Regions from separate parts of the Homo sapiens genome. Here region 1 is linked to region 2. A link is an interaction called in ENCODE POLR2A ChIA-PET data of the cell type or tissue named here. Cell type or tissue: PC-9. All regions are shown on one strand. Links, peaks and the distances in the headings refer to the core of each region. The heading gives the core; the rest is flanking DNA.

Evidence for each region. ChIA-PET counts read pairs that join two places held together with the same protein. Peaks named below come from ENCODE experiments on the same cell type or tissue, not always from the same donor. Only the 100,000 strongest peaks of a DNase experiment are listed, where the experiment ranks them.
Region 1: POLR2A ChIA-PET joins it to region 2 with 7 read pairs; 2 of 35 experiments call an interaction of 5 or more read pairs at or near these places.

What each region holds. Positions count from the first base shown.
Region 1 is chr11:122,526,174-122,531,522 of GRCh38, reverse strand. No RefSeq gene overlaps it. Among named protein-coding and RNA genes, the nearest start is that of TRK-TTT2-1, 31 kb to the left of the region's middle. In PC-9, for the core only: no CTCF peak of the experiment used is centred there; no DNase peak of the experiment used is centred there; H3K27me3 peaks cover 923 bases.
Region 2 is chr11:122,402,636-122,407,984 of GRCh38, reverse strand. All of the region lies in intron 1 of MIR100HG (mir-100-let-7a-2-mir-125b-1 cluster host gene), which reads left to right. Among named protein-coding and RNA genes, the nearest start is that of MIR100HG, 18 kb to the left of the region's middle. In PC-9, for the core only: no CTCF peak of the experiment used is centred there; a DNase peak (open chromatin) is centred at 3,242.

The sequences.
Region 1 (5,349 bases), core at 802-4,801, 120 kb before region 2:
ACCAAGCTAATTTTCATATTTTTAGTAGAGATAGGGTTTCACTATGTTGGCCAGGCTCTTCTCAAACTCCTGACCTCAAGTGATCCATCCTCCTCAGTCTCCCAATGTGTTGGGATTACAGGTGTGAGCCACTGCGCATGGTCTAATCCTGGTATTTTTGAGTTCTATTCATTTTTGTATTTCAATTGTGTACCCATTTATCTTTCTGAATTTTCTTATTGTATTGGCCAGAAACTCTAAAACAAGGGTCAACAAATGACAGCCTATGGACCAAATCTAGCCTGCCACCTGTTTTTGTAAATAAAGTTCTATTGGATCACAACCACATCCATTCATTTATGTACCATCTATGGCTTTTGCCTTACAGTTGAGTAGTCGTGACAGAGACATTATGGTTTACAAATAACTGCTACCCAGCATTTTATAGAAAAAGTTTGCCCATCTCTACTCTAGAATAATATCAAATACTAAATCATAATTAATAATGGAATCCTTATTTTGTTTTTGACTTTAATCAGAATGCTTCTGGTGTCTCCCCATTGTATAATGCCACAGTGGCTTTTAAAACATATTTGCAAATTTTTGACAGTCTCTTTTTAAGTGATGGAATCTATGCATCTTCTTCTTGAACTTGGATAGGGCTTTATGGCTGTCTCAAGAAATACAGCGCAACAAAGTTTGCTCTGTCGGCTTTCCCAGAAGGGTAGAAAAGGCTATGCCAATTTCTCTCTACTGGGACACTCACTTTGGGCACCTTTAGCTGTCATTTAAAAAATCCAGCTCTCTTGAGGTCCCTACCTGGAGGTCTCATATAGAGAGGAATGCAAGAGAAGCTTCAGCTGCTGCAGCCCCGGCTGTTTCAGTCTTTGCAGCCTGGGCACCAGACATTGAAGTGAAAAACCTTTGGAGGTGGCCTGAGCCACAGCCACTGTCTGGCAGTAACTCTGACAGACCCTGGCCTGAGCCACAGCCACTGTCTGGCAGTAACTCTGACAGACCCTGGAAAAAGCATCCTAGCAAAGCCTATGCAACCTCCAGATTTGTAAGCAAAATGAATAATTGTAATTGTTTTAAAGCCACTATTTTTTTAACTTTTATTTTAACTTCAGGGGTATAAGTGTAGGTTTGTTACACAGGTAAACTTGTGTCATAGGGGTTTGTTGTACAGATTGTTTCATCACCCAGGTATTAAGCCTAGTACCTATTAGTTATTTTTCTTAATCCTTTCCCTTCTCCCACCCTCCACCTTCCAAAAAACCATAGTGTGTGCTTATTCTCCGCTATGTGTCCATGTGTTCTCATCATTTAGCTCCCACTTATAAGTGAGAACATGTGAAATTTGTTTGCCTCTTCCTGTGTTAGTTTGCTAAGGATTACAGCCTCCAGCTCCATCCATGTTCCCACAAAAGACATGATCTTGTACTTTTTTATGGCTGCATAGTATTCTATGGTGTATGTGTACACCATTTTTTTTTATCCAGTCTATCATTGATGGCCATTTAGTTTGATTCCATATCTTTGTAAAACCACTATTTTTTTAAATGCATTTGGTGCATAGTAATAGACAAGTGCAATGCAGACTTTTTAGTATAGTTAGATGTACCTTTATCATGTTAAGGAAGACTCCATTTATTCTTAATGGGGTTTTTAAATTTAAAAAATTAGTATTATATGTAACTAATGGCTTTTCAGCAGCTATGAAGATGTGTGGCTTTTCTTCTTAGAGCTATTATGATGATAAATTATATTAGTGAATTTCTCTCTATCTTTGCATTCCTAATAGAAAATCCACTGGGTCATCATGTGTTATATTTTATATGCTGTTGAGTTCTGTTTAATGACATTTTTTGAGGATTATTTGTATTGATATTCATAAGTAAAATAATACTGTGGTTTTCTTATTTTTGTGCTATTTTTATTCAGTTTTGATTTTAGGAGAGGGGGACCTAGGTTTTTTGTTTGTTTGTTTGTTTGTTTTGAGATGGAGTCTCACTCTGTCACCCAGGCTTGAGTGCAGTGGTGTGATCTCGACTCACTGCAACCTGCATCTACCAGGTTCAAGTGATTTTCCTGCCTCAGTCACCCAAGTAAGCAGGACTACAGGCACATGCCACCACACCTGGCTAAATTTTGTATTTTTAGTAGAGACAGGATTTCACTATGTTGGCCAGGCTGGTCTTGAACTCCTGACCTCAGGTGATCCACTTGCCTTGGCTTGCCAAAGTGCTAAGGTTACAGGCATGAGCCACCGTGTCCGGCTTGACATAGGTTTTAAGAAGACTGATGCTTCTACAATTTGGGGGGCACTCCAAGAAAAAGAACAGTGAGTTACTAATATAAATTTTGGGCCAGGGCTTTGGAAGGAGCCCTTGCTAGAGAAGAATTGTAAAATTTAATCTTCTTTAGCTTTGTTTTATGCCTGTTGCCAGGTGTCAGTGTTATTCTTACATTATAAAAATTTTTGCTAGTCTAGTTAGTGGTCTATTTATTATTTTTTTTTTTCAGAAAACTAGCTCCTTGATTCATTGATCTTCTGCATGGTTTTTCATGTCTCAATCTCGTCAGTTCAGCTGTGATTTTGGTTATTTCTTGTCTTCTGCTAGCTTTGGGACTGGTTTGCTCTTGGTTCTCTCATTCTTTTAGTTGTGTTACTATGTGGTTAAATTGAGATCTTTCTAACTTTTTTACGTGGACATTTAGTGCTGTAAATTTTTCTCTTAACGCTGCCTTAGCTATGTCCCAGAGATTCTGGTATGTTGTTTCTTTGTTCTCATTAATTTCAAAGAACTTCTTGATTTCTGCCTTAATATGATTATTTACCCAAAGTCATTCAGGAGCAGGTTATTTGCTCAAAAGCTCCTTACACTGATAAACAACTTCAGCAAAGTCTTAGGATACAAAATCAATGTACTAAAATCTCTAGTACTCCTATACACCAACAATAGTCAAGATGAGAGCCAAATCAGGAACAAAATCCTATTCATAATTGCTATGAAATAAAATAAAATACCTAGGAATCAGCTAACCAGGGAGGTTAAAGATCTTTATAAGGAGAACTACAAAACCCTGCTCAAAGATATCAAAGAGGACACAAACAAATGGAAAAACATTCCATGCTCATGGATAGGAAGAATCAATATCATTAAAATGGCTATAATATTCAAAGCAATTTATAAAGTCAATGTTATTCCTATTAAACTACCAATGACATTCTTTACAGAACTAGAGAAAACTATTTTAAAATCTATATGGAATCAAAAAAGAGCCCAATAGCCAAGGCAATTCTAAGCCAAAAGAATAAAGCTGGAGGCATCATGCTACCCAGCTTCAAACTATACTACAGGACTACAGTAACCAAAACAGCATGGTACTAATACAAAAACAGACACATAGACCAATGGAACAGACTAAAGAGTGCAGAAATAAGGCTGCACATCTTCAACAAACATGACAAAAACAAGCAATGGAGAAAGGACTCCTTATTCAATAAATGATGCTGTGATAGCTGGCTAGTCATATGCGGAAGATTGAAACCAGACCCTTTCCTTACACCATATACAAAAATTAACTAAAGATAGATTAAAGACTTAAATATAAAAACCCTGGAAAATAACCTAGGCAATACCATTCTGGACATAGGAACAGGCAAAGATTTCATGATATAGATGCCAAAAGCAATTGCAATGAAAGCAAAAATTGACAAATGGGATCTAATTAAACTAAAGAGCTTCTGCACAGCAAAAGAAACTGTCAACAGAGTGAAGAGACAACCTACAGAATGGGAGAAAATTTTTGCAAACTATGCATCTGACAAAGACCTAATATCTAGCATCTTTAAGGAACTTAAAACAAATTTAGAAGAAAAATGCAAACAACCCCACTAAAAAGTAAACAAAGAACATGAACAGACACTTTTCAAAAGAAGCCATACATATGGTCAACAATAATATGAAAAAAAGATCAACATCACTGACCATTAGAGAAGTGTAAATCAAAACCACAGTGAGATACCATCTCATGCCAGTCAGAATGGCTATTATTAAAGTAAAAAAAAAAAAATAACAGATTCTGGTGAGGTTGCTGAAGAAAAGGAATGCTTATACACTGTTTTTGGGACTATAAATTATTTCAAACATTGTGGAAGATGGTGTGGTAATTCCTCAAAGACCTAAAAAGAGAAATACCATACAACTTAGCAATCCCATTAATGGGTATATACTCAGAGGAATATAAATCATTCTACAATACAGACACATGCACATGTATGTTCACTGAAGCACTATTCACAATAGCAAAAACATGGAATCAACCTAAATGCTCATCAATGGTAGACTGGATAAAGAAGACGTGGTACATGCCATGGAATACTATGTAGCCATTAAAAATAATGAGATCATGTCTTTTGTGGGAATGTGGATAGAGCTGTAGGCTAAAATCCTTAGCAAACTAACACAGGAACAGAAAACCAAATACCACATGTTCTCACTTATAAATGGGAGCTAAATGATGAGAACACATGATCACATGGACACATAGAGGGGAACAACACACACTGGGGCCTATCAGAGGGTAGAGGGTGGAGGAATCAGGAAAAATAACTAATGAGTACTGGGCTTGATACCTGGGTGATGAAGTAATCTGTACAACAAACCCCCATGACACAAGTTTACCTATGTAACAAATCTGCACATGTACCTCTGAACTTAAAAGTTTAATTAAAAAAATTTTTTAGAAGTTTATCTTATTTTTCTTTGGAGCAGCATAAATAATATTTCAAATCACAAAAAGAAAACAAAATCACTTCATATCAGCATTGTATGGAACTTTCCATTTTTCTGTGTCCTATTATAGCTCTGTCTTTACAGATACATTTTTTTACCTAGTTCATTCATTACTGAATACCTATCATGTTAAAGACATTGCAACAGGTACCATGGACTTAGCAGTAAAAGAGAGAATACATGTTTCACAAGTTAGAAGCAGTGGTAGATAAATGTGCACACAATTACAGTACTCATTGAGTGCTGTCTTGGAGGAAAGTGAAAAGCACCACGGAGGACATAGGAGTGGCATCTAACACAGACTGGGAGGGCACTGCAGGGGAAGAGGAGCATTCAAAAAAGGCCTCCTAGAGAGGCCAGCATCTAAGTTAAATTAAGGTGAAGAAATACTTTCTTATTTTGCTTTTTCCACTTAGCTAAAAGTCATAGTGGACTCCAACGACACTTTCATGACTCTAAAAGTCCTTCCAGAAAGCTTGATTGGTTACCTGGTAGGAGACCCTGAAACTGCCTAGCTGAGGCATGAGCTGGTTCAGGGGCACATGGTCAGTCAACAGATCCACTTGGT
Region 2 (5,349 bases), core at 936-4,935:
TTTAGATGTATACCTAGGGATAGAATTTCTGGGTATAGGTTACGTGCATGAGCAAGGTTAGTTGATATTGGCAAACAGTTTTCCCTAAATGGTTGCACTAATTTACATGCCCATCAGTGGGTTTCAGAGTTCCAGTTACTCTACTTTCACACCATCACTAGGTATTGTCTTTTTTATTTAGTCTTTCTGGTGACATATGCAATAGCAATTTATTGTGGTTTTAATGTTTATTTTCTTAATGAATAATGAAGTTAAATATGTTTTCACAGATTTACTGTTCATTTGGATATCTTCCTTCATAAAATGCCTGTCAATTTTCTACTGAATAAATTATTTCTTTATTGTTCAAGGAATTTGTTCTATATTCTGATTATTATTCTTCTGTCGTTTATGTGTATTATACACATAAGCCACTCTATGATTGCCTTTTCATTATTTTGTTTTATTTTATTTTAAGACGGAGTCTCATTCTGTCGCCCGGGCTGGAGTGAGGTGGCGCCATCTCGGCTCACTGCAAGCTCTGCCTCCCAGGTTCATGCCATTCTCCTGCCTCAGCCTCCTGAGTAGCTGGGACTACAGGCGCCCACCACCACGCCCAGCTAATTTTTTGTATTTTTAGTAGAGATGGGGTTTCACTGTGTTAGCCAGGATGGTCTCGATCTCCCGACCTTGTGATCTGCTTGCCTCAGCCTCCCAAAGTGCTGGGATTACAGGCGTGAGCCACTGCACCCGGCCCTTCATTCTTTTTTTTTTTTTTTTTTTTGAGATGGAGTCTCGCTCTGTCGCCCAGGCTGGAGTACAGTGGCTCGATCTCGGCTCACTGCAAGCTCCGCCTCCCGGGTTCATGCCATTCTCCTGCCTCAGCCTCCCGAGTAGCTGGGACCACAGGCACCCGCCACCACGCCCAGTTAATTTTTTGTATTTTTAGTAGAGACGGGGTTTCACCGTGTTAGCCAGGATGGTCTTGATCTCCTGACCTCGTGATCCGCCCGCCTCGGCCTCCCAAAGTGCTAGGATTACAGGTGTGAGCGACCGCGCCCGGCCCGGCCCTTCATTCTTTTAATGCTTCTTTTGAGGGACAGAAGTTCTTGATTTTAATATAGGTCAATTTATTTATCATTTTTTTCTTTTTGGCTTTTGTCTAAAAATATTTGCCTGTCCCTCAGTCATGAACATATTCTCTTATTTCTTATGTTTCCTTTCTTCCGTTTTGGAAGCATATTGAGGAAAAAAACAGTATTTTAAGAAGATAAAGGTGGCATATACGTGCAGGATCAATCTAGGGAAAGGTTGGAAACAGGAAAAACAGCCCGGAGGCTGTAGCATGCACCTAAATACCAGGCATTATGTCATCCCAGACTAGGAGATTTGAATGGAAAGAGAAGAAGAATAGACAGTGTAGGGCAAATTTTCCTGCTTGATTGAAGGTGAGAGAAATGACGATAAAAAGCCTACAATAACTGAGATTTGCTTGGAAACAAAGAATGTTTCCAAGTATACATTTTTTATTGCAGAATCCAGCCTTTTAATAAATATACTTTTTGAGATAATGTGGCCTCTGTTACTAAAAAGATGACGTTGAGCAAGTATTTGCCGTATGTGGAGGGCAGAAGAAGCAGTAATATCTTCTTATAGAAAGTATGTTTAGAACAAGAAAAGACTGAAGAAATCTACTGGGAAAGAGCATAGGTCTTTATCTGAGAGATATTTAAAGTGGAACTGACCAGCCATTTATTGTGGGGAGTAGATAGATAGCTGACTGGGGCAGGGAGTTGACTTAAGTAACCCTGTGGGCTCTCTGACAGGTTTAGAGACCTCTCATCTGCCTTGCAACTGGAGGCTGAGTCATGGAGACCATTTACCACTATGAAGACAATATCTGTTTAATGCCAAGAAGGGATGGATTTGCCAAGTTTACTTTTTTGAAGTAGTAATAAATTCCACCAAAAGTCCTTCTCCTGTCCCTCTCCCCTAAAATACACACGTCACATTGAAATTGCTTATGCTTTGAGACTGTCTAATTACACAAACTTTAACATAATAACGTCATGAGGAAAAGATCTGTGTAAACTTTTCAGAGAATAAAGGCTAGAGTTTAGATATTTTTGTTACTACTACATTTTCACTGTGTTCCAGCAAAATATGTGTTTCTATGATTCAAGTAAACAATTTTCTTCATCAGATTGGCGATTGATGTAAGAGTGCCCCTAACTTTTGCTAGGTCAGGATGTTGTGGCAGACTAAAGTTTCTGCTAGTTTCTACTGGCAATTGTGTTTAATTCGGAGGAAGCAAAGGAATTAGCAGAGTATGAGACATGCAGAGTATGAGGCATGCAAAACAAAATTCTAATGTCATTTCTGAATTTTAATCCTAATTATCTGTGTGGGTTTGCTTGTTTTTGTTCCTGATCTGTCCTTATGGGACCGAAGAGGAGTCAGTTTCCTTCTGCAAAAGACTGTAGTCCCATTGCAGATACAGCTTTATCTACAGAATCATTTCTTTGTTCAAAGTCATATCCTAAACAATCACATCTGGATTTCAACCTTCTGGACAGTCAAGTCCTTGACTTAGTTTTGCTTTTCCTAAATATTCTATAATAGTGTCTGTTATGGTTTGGAAATGGTCTGTTTATCCCATTATCAAATGTCATGTTAAAACTTGATCCCCAATGTAGTGGCATTGGGAGGTGGGGCCTGGTGGGGGGTGTTTGGGACATGGGAGTGGATCCCTCATGAATGGCTTGGTGCCATTCTTGCTGTAGTAAGTTCTTGTTCTAAATTAGTGAGACTGAATTAATTCCCATAGGAATGGACTAATTCCCGCAAGAGTGAGTTGTTTTGAAACCAGCACGTTCTTTGAGTTTTGTCTCTTCACAGGTGTCTGCTTTCCCTTTGACCTTCTCTACCATGTTATGATGCAGCATAAAAGCCCTCACTAGAAGCCAGGGCCATGCCCTTAAACTTCCCAGCTTGCAGAACCATGAGTTAAATAAACCTCTTTTATTAATAAATTCTCCACTTTTAGGTATTCTGTTATAACAACACAAATGGACTAAGACAGTGCCTTACACATAGAAAATAATTAATAAATAGTATTGAATAAAAATTGGTTGAGTAAAACAGGGACATGGAAGTGAGAGATCTAGGCATTGAGTCTTTTGTGATATGGCCCAAGCTTGTGTGTACACCCTTATCTCTGACCACAGCTCCTCATGCAGTCTATGCAATAGTCACAATTTCCTCATTGTCATTTCTTTAGCATTGCTCACTTGTGCACCTGTAATGTACACCTGTAATTATATCAGATAGTAGAGAAATATTGAGGCAGAAAAAAGATTTGAAGTAATAATGCCAAAACTGTTCAAATTTGATGAAAAAATACTTAAACCAAAGCACCAAAAAGGTCAATGAGCTTCAAGCTAAATGAATGTAGAGAAAAGCACATTTCTCACTTTGGTGGTGACTTGCACATTTCTGTTCCTTTAGCTTGAATGGCCTTCTTTCTTCGAGGCAAAGCCTCCGTAGGCATTTCACTCAAAAAAATATCCAAAAGCTAAGCATATGAAAATGTCCTCTGCCTCAGTACTTATTGAGACATTAAAATTAAAACCACAAGGAGACACCATTACATTTCCATAAACTGGCTAAAAGTAAAAAGACTAACAGTACTAAATGCTGGTGAGGATGTGAAGCAAATGGAACTCTACTACATGACTGGTTAGTAAATTGGCACAACTACTTCAAAAAAACTGTTTGGCAGTATCTAGTAAAGCTAAACACACATATTCTATAATTAATTAGTGAATATATTTCCCGAAAACATGAGTGCTTATGTCTATCAACAAACAGTCATAAGAATGTTGACGCCAGGCGTGGTGGCTCACGCCTGTAACCCCAGCACTTTGGGATGCTGAGGTGGACGGATCATGAGGTCAGGAGTTCGAGACCAGCCTGACCAACATGGTGAAACCCCCGACCAACATGGTGAAAAATTAGCCAGGTGTGGTGGTGCGCACCTGTAGTCCCAGCTACTCAGGAGGCTGAGGCAGGAGAATTGCTTGAACCCGGGAGGCAGAGGTTGTAGTGAGCCGAGATGGTGCCATTGCACTCCAGCCTAGGAGACAGATCAAGACTGCCTAAAAAAAAAAAAAAAAAAAAAAAAAAAAAAAAAAAAAAAAAGTAGTGAGCACCCAAACCAGTAAACACAAATTTATTATACAATTGTTATAAGTGCCATTATAAAATGAAATCTAATATAAACAATTAGAAATAAAATATATTGTAAGAACAAATTTATAGCAAGAAGACAGCTTTTAAATCTAGATTATCTTGACAATATTTGGAAGCAAGGGTGACAAGTGGGAAACTGAAAGCAAAATCAATCAATCATCTTATAGAAAAAGATAAAAAATACTGATTTTAAGTGTAGAATGTGTGCTGTAGAAAATAAATTTAAACATTAAAAAAAAACATTTGGTTGCCTGATTTGAATTTTCTCTGTCAAAACACACAAATGAAAAAAACTGCGTCTTGGCTGGGCGTAGTGGCTCATGCCTGTGATCCCAGCACTTTGGAAGGCTGAGGCTGGCAGACCACTTGAGGCCAGGAGTTCAAGACTAGCCTGGCCAGCACGGTGAAACCTTGTCTCTACTAAAAATACAAAAATTAGCTGGGCCTGGTGGTGGGCGCCTGTAATCCCAGCTACTAGGGAGACTGAAACCTGAGATTTGCTTGAGCCCAGGAGGTGGAGGTTTCAGTGAGCTGACATCATGCCACTGCACTCTAGCCTGGGCAACACAGCAAGACTCTGTCTCAAAAAGCAAAAACCAAATTACTTCTTTGTTTTATTTTTTAAAGTTTTACATTAGATAGTAACAAATGCTATTTTTTAATTGCAATCTTTGAACTTGGAGCTCTCCTCTGTGATTTCTCTCCCTCAGCAATAGGCTTAAGAGATGTACCCATTGTCCGGGGTTTCCCTGCCTGGCCTCTCTGCCTCACTGCAGCGTGAAATAATAACCTGGTATGGTGGACAGAGAAAATATGACCCCTGCTGCTGCACTGCTCCCCAGTGAGTTGCATTTTACAAAGGGAGTGGGGTAGCGATTATATCTGATTTATAAAGACTAAGGCAGAAGTTTTTGAAGGAAATCTCAGGAATCAAGTTTCCTTCAATTCTTTATCCAACTTACGTCACAAGGGCTTCCTATATTCTTCCCTTTTTTTACACTAACTTAAGTGTGAAACAGTAGCTTTTGCAATTCTACAGAGTACACGATGCTCTGACCTACCATGATCTTAGAGCAGGGGCCACAGGCAGAAAGAAATTTTCTTAAGCTATATCTTTGC